4 separate regions of the Homo sapiens genome follow, and all the other regions are linked to region 1. A link is a contact called in ENCODE Hi-C or POLR2A ChIA-PET data. All regions are on one chromosome and are shown on one strand. Each heading gives the region's core, a stretch centred on a gene start or an enhancer-like site at or near the end of the contact. The rest is flanking DNA. Distances are from core to core; before and after follow the strand shown.

Evidence for each region. Hi-C counts contacts between places; a loop is a spot of excess contacts on that map. ChIA-PET counts read pairs that join two places held with the same protein, here RNA polymerase II (POLR2A). Pooled maps may share reads with other maps.
Region 2: a loop to region 1 is called in a pooled map, with 3 times the contacts of the local background. The contact joins the promoter of MFAP3 here to the promoter of CYFIP2 in region 1. A Hi-C loop is called at or near these places in 1 of 37 single-sample maps with no recorded cell type and 5 of 50 pooled maps. POLR2A ChIA-PET finds 5 or more read pairs at or near these places in 1 of 52 experiments (activated naive CD8-positive, alpha-beta T cell).
Region 3: a loop to region 1 is called in a pooled map, with 3 times the contacts of the local background. The contact joins the promoter of SLU7 here to the promoter of CYFIP2 in region 1. A Hi-C loop is called at or near these places in 9 of 50 pooled maps.
Region 4: a map with no recorded cell type shows a loop between it and region 1 (7-fold over the local background). The contact joins the promoter of MIR3142HG here to the promoter of CYFIP2 in region 1. A Hi-C loop is called at or near these places in 4 of 37 single-sample maps with no recorded cell type and 6 of 50 pooled maps. POLR2A ChIA-PET finds 5 or more read pairs at or near these places in 1 of 52 experiments (activated B cell).

The regions. Positions count from the first base shown.
Region 1 is chr5:157,264,673-157,267,372 of GRCh38, reverse strand. It overlaps CYFIP2 (cytoplasmic FMR1 interacting protein 2), which reads right to left and starts at 1,250. Exons shown (of 31, transcript NM_001037333.3): 1 at 1,178-1,250. RefSeq lists an enhancer at 34-143 and a silencer at 824-1,343.
Region 2 is chr5:154,037,524-154,040,235 of GRCh38, reverse strand. MFAP3 (microfibril associated protein 3) reads right to left here and starts at 1,269. Exons shown (of 3, transcript NM_005927.5): 1 at 1,225-1,269. FAM114A2 (family with sequence similarity 114 member A2) reads left to right here and starts at 1,326. Exons shown (of 14, transcript NM_018691.4): 1 at 1,326-1,379.
Region 3 is chr5:160,417,705-160,420,404 of GRCh38, reverse strand. It overlaps SLU7 (spliceosome associated SLU7), which reads left to right and starts at 1,324. Exons shown (of 16, transcript NM_006425.5): 1 at 1,324-1,382. RefSeq lists enhancers at 913-982, 993-1,112, 1,563-1,612.
Region 4 is chr5:160,466,880-160,469,732 of GRCh38, reverse strand. MIR3142HG (MIR3142 host gene) reads right to left here and starts at 1,482. Exons shown (of 2, transcript NR_132748.1): 1 at 1,293-1,482. RefSeq lists enhancers at 1,378-1,537, 1,568-1,797, 1,265-1,901, 1,902-2,538.

The sequences.
Region 1 (2,700 bases), core at 1-2,500:
CCTAACTGGGACACAGACAGGAGGCAGGAAATGGGAACACAGGAACCGACAGTCTCCTGATTTGCCCCTCCTGCCAGCAGGCCTGCCTCCGTCTCCCTGCCCATGCTGAGGGCACAGGCACCCAGGAACTAGCAGAAAAAGATCCTTGTCCCATTCTTGGCCTAGCTGGAAGGACAGCTGATGGCTCATCAGCCCTGGTGAGTGTTTCCACTGTGCTGGGGAAAGTAGGCAAGCAAAGGTCAAAATCAGATTCCCTGTGCTGGGGAGGCACCTGGGCTGTCAGTGTCCTTTCCAGCCGGGTTCTGGATATAGAGGGCCATACTTATGTGGAACATGCTACCTGCCCCCATCCCCAAGCAGAGAGCACCTCCTCCTCTTCTTTTGCACATAGGTGGGCTGTTCTTTGGGGTGAGGGGTAGGGCTGACCTGAAAAGTAGACGCCACAACAGACAGGCAAGCATCTTCCTGGTTCTTCAGAGCTCAAGAAAAAAACCACCTTTTCCCCCAGGAGTCAGCCCACTCATCCCCTTCCCCCACTTCCACCGTGCCCGCAGCCAGCTTGGTGAGCGATGCTAGTGTAGGCCAGAAAGCTTCCAAGCGGGTCAGACCTGCTCCTCTCTCATCAAAGCCCTCCGCCCCCAAACATCGACGCTGCGCCCCTCGCCCCACCCATCACACGTTCTGTGTGCCCGAGGCGGCTGCCAGGCGGGCCCAGGCGGCTCTCGCTGGCCCTGGGGGAGGTGACGGTGGTCACGGCGGCAGAGGCAGGGGCCAGCGCTCTGCAGTACCTGGACTCGAGGATGTCGCCGCTGCCGGGCTCGCGGCCGCTGCAGGTGTCTCCGGTCCCTGAGATTAGCACCGCCTCCTCCCGGGCTGGCGGCTCCGGCCCAGGCCGCGCACCTGCTGCTGCGGCTCCCCCGCCGCCGCGCCGGAGCTCCGCGATGTGCCCGCGCCTCCCGGGCAGAGGGTCCGTGCCGCGGGACGCACGGTGGGTCCGAGGGGGAAAGGGGCCGCGTGGGGCCTGAGGCCGGGCCTCGGGCTAGCCCGGGCACAGCGCCGAGCGCCCCCCGCGGGCCGGGAGAGGGGGCGGCCCTTCGCGCATCCTCACGGCCTCATCCCCGTCCCCGGCGGCATCCTAGTCCCCGTGCCCGGCCCGAGGCCTGCGAGGGCCGCTTACCTGGCTCTGCGGCGGGTCCAGGGGAGGGGCCTGAGGCTACCGCAGGGCCCCGCGCCGGGGCGCAGGATGCTCTGCCCCGCTCCGCTGCGCCGCGCTCGGCCCCGCCCCGGCCCCGCTGCTCCGCCCGCCGCGGCTCCGCCCCCACCCAGCGCCCGCCCCTTCGCCGCAGCGGCTGTCACACAAAGGGCAGGAAATGGCTGCGGCGAGGGTCTCTCCACGCTCTCCGCTGTACCGCCGGCGCACCCAGGACCTGCCTCTCGGTTTCGGAGGACCGCTCAGCCCCCAGGCTTCCTGCCCTGGGGGCGGGAAAGGGAGGGAAGGCTTCTTCCACGGCCTCCATCACCGGGAACCACACCTGCAGCAACCCGAGGACGAGAGCTTCGGCCGCGTTCGGATCTTATTGGCCCCACATGATTTCCAAGTGCTCTTTTATCAACCCAGTCTTTATTGATTACCTATCCTGTTCCAAGTACCGTGCCAGGACTTGGGTGTGCACTGGTGTACAAAAGACAGGGTCCTGCCCCCTTGGAGTTTTATCACCTGCCAGGAGAAACAGGTGTAAATTAACCTAGCAAACGTCCAGTTACAGCCCAAAGTGCTCTGAGGAGAAGGAGCAGGGTGAAGTGACAGAAGATGCAACTGGGGCTAGGGGAAGGGGCCTTCCACCAATTGAGCTTGGTCGCTGATAGGGCTCCTTCGCTTAAGAATAAGTTCTTCCGCTCCCTTCCAGTTCCCTGGAGAAGAGTCCCTGAAGCTGCCACCTCTTTTACAGGGGCCTGCCTCAACTTCATTCTGGAAGAATTGCCTAACGGACAAATAGGTGGCAGGAAGCACTGAGAGGACAGGTACCTTTCTCTTCAAGGCTTATCTGCCGTGTCGGGCTCTTTAAAGAAGCAATTATCTGCCCAGCGGTGGCTCACACCTGTAATACCAAAACTTTGGGAGGCCGAGGAGAGAGGATTGCTTGAGCTCAGGAATTGGAGACCATCCTGGGCAACTCAACGAAACTTCATCTCTACTAAAAATTAAAAAAAAAAAAAAATAGATGGGTGTGGTGGCATCCACCTTTTGTCCCAGCTACTCAGGAGGCTGAGGTGGGAGGATTGCTTGAGCCTGGGAGATTGAGGCTACAGTGAGCTATGATCCTGCCGCCGCACTCCAGACTGGGTGACAGAGTGAGACTCTGTCTCAAAAAAAAAAAAAAAAGAATGAAAGAGAGAGACGGGGGGAGAGAGAGAGAGAGAAAGGAAGAAAGAAAAAGAAAGAGAGAGAAAGAAGAGAAGGAAAGAAAGAAGAGAAAGAAAGAGAGAAAAGAAAAAGAGAAAGAAACAATTCTCATTGAAATCCAGCCTGGTAGGCCTTCAGACCAGGCTGAAGTCAGGCTGCACCAAATTCTAACCTTGAGACACCTGAGCAGGTCACTTCACCACTCTGCTCCACAGAGGTCACCGTATCTGCAACACAGGGAATAACAGTTGCCCTTTATACCTTACAGGGTAAATAATTTGAAAACATTTGAGACA
Region 2 (2,712 bases), core at 20-2,519, 3.2 Mb after region 1:
ATAGTAAATATTGATAGCTATTATAAACAAAAACCCTTTGAAGTTCTCAATACATTTTAAAAGTATAAAGAAATTCTAAGATCAAAAAGTTTGAGAACTGCTGCTATAATTATCAGCAGCATTTAAAAAATAAGTGGCTTCCCAAGATTCCATACTTTAGCCCCAAATTCTATGCATTTTCCATTACAACAGAAAATCAGAGGAAATGATCCATTTTATATTTAAGCAGGGGTTTTTTTGTTGTTGTTTTTTGGAATTTTAACAAGCTTCCAGGTGATATTGATGAACCTAAATTTAGAGAACCACTGTCAAAAGCAAAGGAAAATATCTGAAGAGTTTTAGAAGTGACAATTACTCTTATCTGGGAATTAAGATGATAATTCCGAGGGCATTAAATGGAGTTGGAAAACATGAGTTCTTAAAGGCTAAGTCCCTTCACCTCTCTGGGATTCAGTTTTTCTTATCTGTACAATAAGATTGATTTTAATATTTTACTAGCTCTGTCAGTCTGGATTTCATGCATTTTCACTGCTCGAGGGCAACAGAAGAGTTGCATCTTTCTGATGAGGTCCCAGGAGTAATCTTAGAGTCATAAATCAGATCATGTCATTCATCTGCTTAGAAACCTTCAATGGTTTTCCACTGGATTCCAAACAAAAATCAAACTCTTTATCCTTGCTCATAAGCCTTACAAGATTTGGGCTCAAGTCCCTGGCCTCATCTCTCTCCATTCTCACCTTGCTCCTTTTGCTCTAGCCAGTGGCCTTTGTCTTTTCCTTGACTTTGCTAAGTTTGTTCCCACTATATGGCCTTTGCACGCGCTATTCTCTCTGCCTGGAATGCTCTATTCCAGATTTTCATACGGCTTATTACTCTCCCACTTCGTTCCATCACATTATCCAGTCTAAATTTCTTTACAGCACTTACTACCACCTTAGATAATCCCGTTTGTTGACTTGTTTATAATCTGCTTTTCGCACTGCTTGAGAGCAGGGCCCTTCCGTTCGTTGACTGATGTGTCCCTGGAGCCCAGGGCAGTGCCTGGCAGGTATCTGGCTCTCAGTAAGTGTTCGATGACCGAACTCCCACACCCAGGCCAGACTTTCAAAAGAATGGCAAACATTTTCGCCTCCTGCACTCCCGACCCCAAGCCACAGGCTACGACTCACGCCTCGGCGCTCCTAGTAGTCCCCTCGCAGCGACCCCAACCAAGCCGTCACCTACCCGACCGCCGTCTAGCTCCTTCCGGCCTCAGCGGCGGCTTAACTCGGAAGTTTTCTCGGACACACCGGCACGCCTCTGCGCTGAAGGAGCACTTCCGGGGCAGTAGGAACGCCGAGTCGGCTGCCGTGGCTGTGCTGAGGGTGGCGGCCGGATAGGTGCGGAGCTTCCTGAACGAGGCAGGAGGGGTGCGAGGTTCAGGGGCAGGGCCCGGGCAGCCGAAGTCGTTAGGGAGGCGGTGACCTGACGGTGGGCGGCGGACATCTCGCGGCAGGGTCGAGGGCTGTGAAAGCGGTTTAGTGATTGAAGCGCTACGTTTGTGTGAGGAATTCTTGTCGTTGTCAGCGCCTGAGAACTTAGTTGGGAGCGGACGTTTACGTCGAATCTCTCGTTTGGGACCCCATTCTTGAATGTGGGAAGAAGTGAGAGCGCATGTTTGCTCATCTAGAGACAGCCGTATTAATAACGATAGGATACAAACCATCACCCCACCAAGTGATAGCAGCTGTTAACCTGTGGGCGGTTACGTGCCGGTCACTGTTCCAAGCCCCTCACATATCGCGTCACTGAATCTTTATAGGGACCCAGAACTCCATTTGACAGATGAGGAAACGGAGAGGCAGACAGGTGACCTGACTTCCCCACAATCGCTGCAGGACAGGAAGAAAGTAAACTCCAGAGCCCGTGCTCTTAGCTACTAAGCTGTACTGCTCTTCATTTTGGTAAATGGGGCGGGTGGAGTGTATATATACGTAATATATATGTGTGTGTGTAAGCGTATGCGTTTTTATTTCTTAAAAATATGGCTCAGCCGTATTTATTTACAGTTATTGGAATCTTTCTCCTCCAACTGAGAAAATAACTGGAGGAGAAACTACAATTATTTCTACACGCTTACTACACAATGCCTGGAAGACTTACAAAAACACTAAATAGTGCAGTTCCACGTACTTGGTGTTTATTCCTTTTTTTTTTTTAACCTTTCTCCTAGATTATGAATGAGTTGAGGAAAGAGATGGTACAGTCATTCTAATAACGATAGTAATGATAATATAAACAACCATCACCATAAAAAATTCTCTTCTGGCTTAGCTCAAATATCTGGCACAAATGAAAGAATAGAGATAACCAGTGTTTAATATTTTAGTAAAGGGACTGTTTTGGCAGGGCATGGTGGCTCACGCCTGTAATTTTAGCACTTTGGGAGGCTGAGGCAGGGGAAGATTGCTTGAGGCCAGGCCTAGGGTTCAAGACCAACCTGGCCAACATAGCGAGACCCTGTCTTTAAAAATATATTTTGGAGTATGTCCTTCCAGTCTTTCATGGAATTATATGAATTTATGTAATATGTATATTATATATTCTACATATAGTATACTGTATATATTTATGATGATGATAATGATGCGTTGCAACCTGGAGAGAGCATAAGGAAAAGATAGGAAACATTTATTCATATACACAAAACATTAATTGAACTTTGTGCAAAAA
Region 3 (2,700 bases), core at 75-2,574, 3.2 Mb before region 1:
CAGCTGTAAACCATAACCACCCTCTCTGAATAACCACTGTTTTCTTACTAATGATGCCCTCAGACCAGCTTTGCTATTCCTATTACTGGAAATACTCAATTGCTAAACCACCCTCACTCATAACAGCACTTAGTCCCTAATCAGTTTCTCCCAATCCTTCTTTACAAACAGCAACCCATCCAGAACCAATCCCGGCTTTCCTAGACCTTCCTCAGAACCCTCCAGAGGGACCTCAAGTCTTAGAAAAGATTCAACTGTCTTGTCCTGCGCTTTCTGATTCCTCTTCGAGATGCGCTCTCCTGGTGGTTTTGGCTAATTAGGCCTTAACACTCCTAAGCAAATTTCAGGAATATTTTTAAGTGGAAAAAAACAAAGCCTGAGTGATTCATAGACTCTATTCACTTTCACGCTAGTCTCTGACACTGTTTCTTCATCTACTGCCCTGTAAAAGCAAAATTAATATTTATGTTCCTAAACTCCAGGTATTGCAAATTCTTAATACGAAAAAAATAGATTCTATTATGTTGGGCTATTTTATTGAGGCAGGAATGGTAGCTACTTTTACTTTTACATTCAAAAAGGATACACGTTATGGGGGGGAGGGGGAGAACAACCAGAATAGAAAGCACAAAGAAAAAAAAAAATCACAAGAAATTCTACCACGAAAATTAGTTTATTTTCCAGTGTTTTATTTCACATGTATACTTTTAAAGAAGGGATGGGATAGCATAGATACTGTTTCTCCAAAATGGAAATTGTCGTATTTTTTTCTAATGATAACATGCCTTATGTTCTCACAGCACCTGGTATTCTTTTCATAGCAACTTTTCACAGCTGCTAAATCTGAATAGTTGTTTCGGTGTCTTTCGCACTCTGATGTAAATCTGAGGGAAGACACTGTTCACCAAATCCCCAGCATGTTACACAGCCTGGCTACTAATTAGTGCCAAGTTTAACTGCTTTTTTTTTTTTTTTAAGCTGATACGTCACCAACTTCCCCATTCATTTCATAGTCCCCTGGTGAGGCTTAAGCTCTTGTCTGTTCTGGTCTTTTTTTTTTTTTTTTAACTTCCTAAAATTCTCCGATTCTAAAAGAAAGCTCCTAAATAGAAGCCAAAAAGTAGCCGCCCAACTTGAAACTCCCCACAAGCCGGGTAAATAGCGCGATACGCAGCAGCTAGAGTTCTCGCGTTTCCCACGGCGCAGGAGCACTGGAGGGCCCCCCTCCGCCCCCGGCCCCGCCAGGAAATTAGTGCGCATGTGCCGGTCATCCGGAAGTTACCGCAGTGGCCGCCGGAATTAGGCGAAAAGCCGGAAGTAAACATTACGAGATTGGCTTGGATTCTGTCGGATGGACTTGGGGCTAGCTGCGGCGGGGCTGGGTAAGAAAATATTGTTAGAACTTGCGGGCGACGGGGAGTTGGGGAACCTGAGAAAATGAGTCGAAGGCTCCTAATTATTGGATATATCTTCACGGGGGTGATGAGCCCTCAGGTGTTGAGGGAGCGAGGACGGGGGACCGAAAAGCCACTGTCCTGAGACCCATTCATGGCACTCGTGCCCTGCCAGGCCAGGCCTGCGTCTTCAGGGAAACAGTCGGGATAACTATGAGAGTGTCGCCTTTGTGGCGGTGCCTCGAAGACCTTGAGCAATCCCCGGACTGCGAGCAGGGAAAGCTGCTTCCAGTACCCAAATTGACAGACTGTATTTCCTCGCCAGAAAAATTTACTTGAGCTTCAGTTTTTCCTGTTAAGTCGAGATGATCCGACTTCAGTGGGGTATCATGCGGGTATAAATGAAAACATCTATGTAAGTAAAGCGCTAAACAGTGTCTTACGTAAGCCCTCAGTAAGTGGGAGCTATTACTGTTTTTAGTTGGAGAAAATAGGTCCCTCCACAGCGACGGAAACTAGTGCGTACAACTTGGTGACTATAATACTTTATTCAGTTTTAGTTTTTAATATTTTAGGCCCAGAAGCCAATGTTCTGTGGACAAGTATAACATACTGGTTTAGAGAACTGACTTTGGAGTCAGAGTTGTGTTTGAAGTCCTTATTTCTTACTACAATGTGTTCTTGGCTGAGGATCTTACCTCTCAGAACCTGTTTCTTCACTGTAAAATGGTGTTCATCAGACCTATCTACTGGGCTTATTGTGAAGATTAGATGAGGTGATACACGGTAGGCTCGAGAAATGGTAGCTGTTTTAATAAAGATTAAATTTACCGTTGTTGTGCTTCTCTTCGCAGTATATTTAGGCCATCAGTTTATATGTTACACAAATATATGTGGAGGTTTTCTATAGGTCAGACATAGAAGAGAACACCTTTGAGAAGCATCGTAGACCCCCAGGCATTGAGCACTTTCCACTGGGAAAGAGCTTGTGTAAAGGCCCAGTGTCTACAGGGAGCACGGTTTGTTAGAGGAACTAGAGGAACTACAAGAAGGTCTATGTAGTTAGTAGAGAAGGAAGCGGGGATAGTTGTAATGGTGAGGCTGGAAGGTAGGCAGGTGCCAGACCATGGTGGACCGTGTAGGTGTGTTAAAAAGATGTCAGTTTTTAGAGTACGAATGATAAAATCCTTTGGAGCGTCATTTTTTTTTTTTTTTTTTTGAGACGTAGTCTAGCTCTGTCGCCCAGGCTGGAGTGCAGTGACGCAATATCAGCTCACTGCAATATCGGCCTCCTGGGTTCAGGTGA
Region 4 (2,853 bases), core at 233-2,732, 3.2 Mb before region 1:
TCACCCACTCCACAAGCTAACAGTCCAACAACTCCAAACAACCGGCACGACCCCCAGAGTCCACCTTCTCTCTCTCAAAGAGCTTCTTGTATGGCTGCTTATCTGTTCCAAGGAGTACCATGCATAAGGACAGCAGTATGATTTTAAAAACAACAAATAAAGAGAAGCCAGTTCTGTCCAAAAACCCATTGTTAATAACGGGGATAAAGTGTCAGTAAAGCGCTACACTCAGAAGGGTTTGGGGCAAAATCAAAGCAGAACCAGGGCACACAAATAAAATAAAGGACACTGCACTTTGGGAGGCCGAAGCGGGCGGATCACCTGAGGTCAGGAGTTCAAGACCAGCCTGGCCAACGTGGCGAAACCCTGTCTCTACTAAAAATACAAAAATTAGCCAGGCATTGTGGCGCGCATCTGTAATCCCAGCTACTCTCGAGGCTGAGGCACAAGAATTGCTTGGACCCAGGAGGCGGAGGTTGCAGTGAGCCGAGATCTTACCACTGCCCTCCAGCCCGGGCGACAGGCCGGGAGCAAGACTCCATCTCAAAAAGAAAAAGAAAAAAAAGAAAGAAAGGACACTGAATGTGAAGGTCTCAAATGACAAGAAAATACCGTAATACAATAATTAAACCCATTGAGGCATCAAGAAAGAAAAGTGACACTGTTTGCCAATTAGTATACAAGTCAGGTTCAGTATGTAAAAGATTCTTTTTAAAAAAATAGAAAATTTAAAAAAAATTCTTACTATCCAAAGACAAGATTGAAATTGAGAATAGGAACACAATAAACAAAAAGTAATAGCCATAGTCTTCCAACCCTGAAACCTCCTAAGAGCACCATATTTACTGTCCAATATTTTCATGCTATTGTCACTGCAAGAAAGTTTATGACTTGCTAAATAGAGACCACAGTCTACAACTCCAGGTTTAAAGCATATTATTTTATCATCCATAGAGATTCTAAACCACTTCCTGACCCCACTCTATCCCCCCCCACCCTGAAAATAACAAAAGGTTAAAAATATGTCCCTTTTGAAAATGGAGCCACATCTTTACTAAAGCACTGGAAATATCTCCAAGTCACTGACATTTTTATATTTCTAGACCATGACAAAAGTCTCACCTACTTGATTCTAATGTCATTTCAATATGCCTTAAACATCTTGATTATATCTTTAATGTGCCATTTACTCTGCAATAATCCACTGTACAAAAGCCTGCTGCCTCTCAAACAGAAGATAAGTACATAATAAATCAGCTTGCAATGATTATTTTTTCCCAGCTCATACTCACAGCGAGCTCCTAAAATTTCATTTTATTTTATCATTTCCAATTCAGCCGCTGTTCTCCCCCTCCTCGTTGTGCTACTGTCTCCTGTCCATCCTGTCCACCCTTTGGCATGCCTTCCGGCCCAGGGTTTACCACTCCAATCGGCCCTGCTGGTGCCATCCAGGAAAGGAAGAGCGGTCAAGCGTCTTGGAGAAAGAGCATCTTTCTGGAGAGACTCTTATTTGCTGGGGTAGAGGAAGGCAGCTAAGGCCTATTTGCATATGCTTTTATTCCATTTCCACACCCTGCACGCTAACCCTCTCTGGAAAGTCCCTTCTAGATCCCTCCTCGGCACAGCGAGGGAGGAAGAGGCTGGGCCGGAATGGAAGGTTCCAGCCTGGCAGTGTCAGCTTCTCTCCGCGGAGCTGAGGGGGAAGCCTCCACCTTCCCCATCATGCGTGCAGGGTCTGGACCCCCGGGTCGGGGACCCTCTTGCAGCACGTGTCAGGAGCAGCCTGGTGCTTTGGCCTGCGCGCTCTAGAGCGTTCTGTGCAGGATGCGCCTGCTCCCCTGCAGCCTCCCCCGAGGAAGTTCTGGTCAGGCGCTGGGTCCCCAGGCTTCCTGTCTGTACTCTCCGCAGCCCCGCGGGGAAATCCCGAGAGCTTTATCGGCTGCCCAATGAGCCTGTTGGCTTTTCAAGTGCGCGCAGGCTGAGTTTCAGCCAAAACCTCAATTTAAACGTTAACCAAAAATAAATAAATAACATGTGTGCAGGCATTTAAAAAGAGAGACTGCCTTTGGGGAGAAGATCAGGCAGAAAGCTCCCTTGTTTCATTGCTGCAGATACACGAGGCCTGGATTTGCTCACCCTTTGAACAAAGGGATTCTTTGAACTGTAAACTGACCTGGCAGGCGGAACACTGAGAAATCTTCCTGAGCACCTTTCTCTGGAAATGTGAACATTCAAGGCAGTCTTGTGTGTCAGCTAAAGAGAACAGTCATAGCTAAATTTTAATGGGCACCTACTAGGCACCAGGCACTCTGCTAAATGTATCACGTGCATCATCTTCCCTAATCCCACAGCAATCATCCATAGCAGGTAGCCCGAATTATTATCTCCATTTTGTGATCCCCTTTTACTCATAAGGGAATTTTATCTTTGGTGAGGTTAGGGGGACTTGCCTAAGGTCACACAATTAGTAAGTGTTTCCATGGGTGCCCTTAGCTGCTCCTTTTCCCAAACTGGAAAGAACGTACAAGGCCTTTGGAATGTGCAACTGCAAATTCAAATTCCCAGTCGAGAAAATATAGCTTCCTTTCCTTGGTCACGTGCTCATGGACCGAAAAAGACCAGCTCAAAGGATTTTGCTTCCAGGCAGATGTAGTCACTTTCCTGACCTCCCCTGAAGGTTTTTGTTGCTTATCTTGCTGAGCTCCCAAAAGGTTTGTTTGAACGTCTACTATAGATAACGTTTTTAAAAGCAAATATTTATTGAGCAATTGTTATACACCAGACACTGTTCATAAAAACATGTTCTTATTTAATACTCCTAAGAACCCTAAAAAGCAGATACTATTCTTAGAT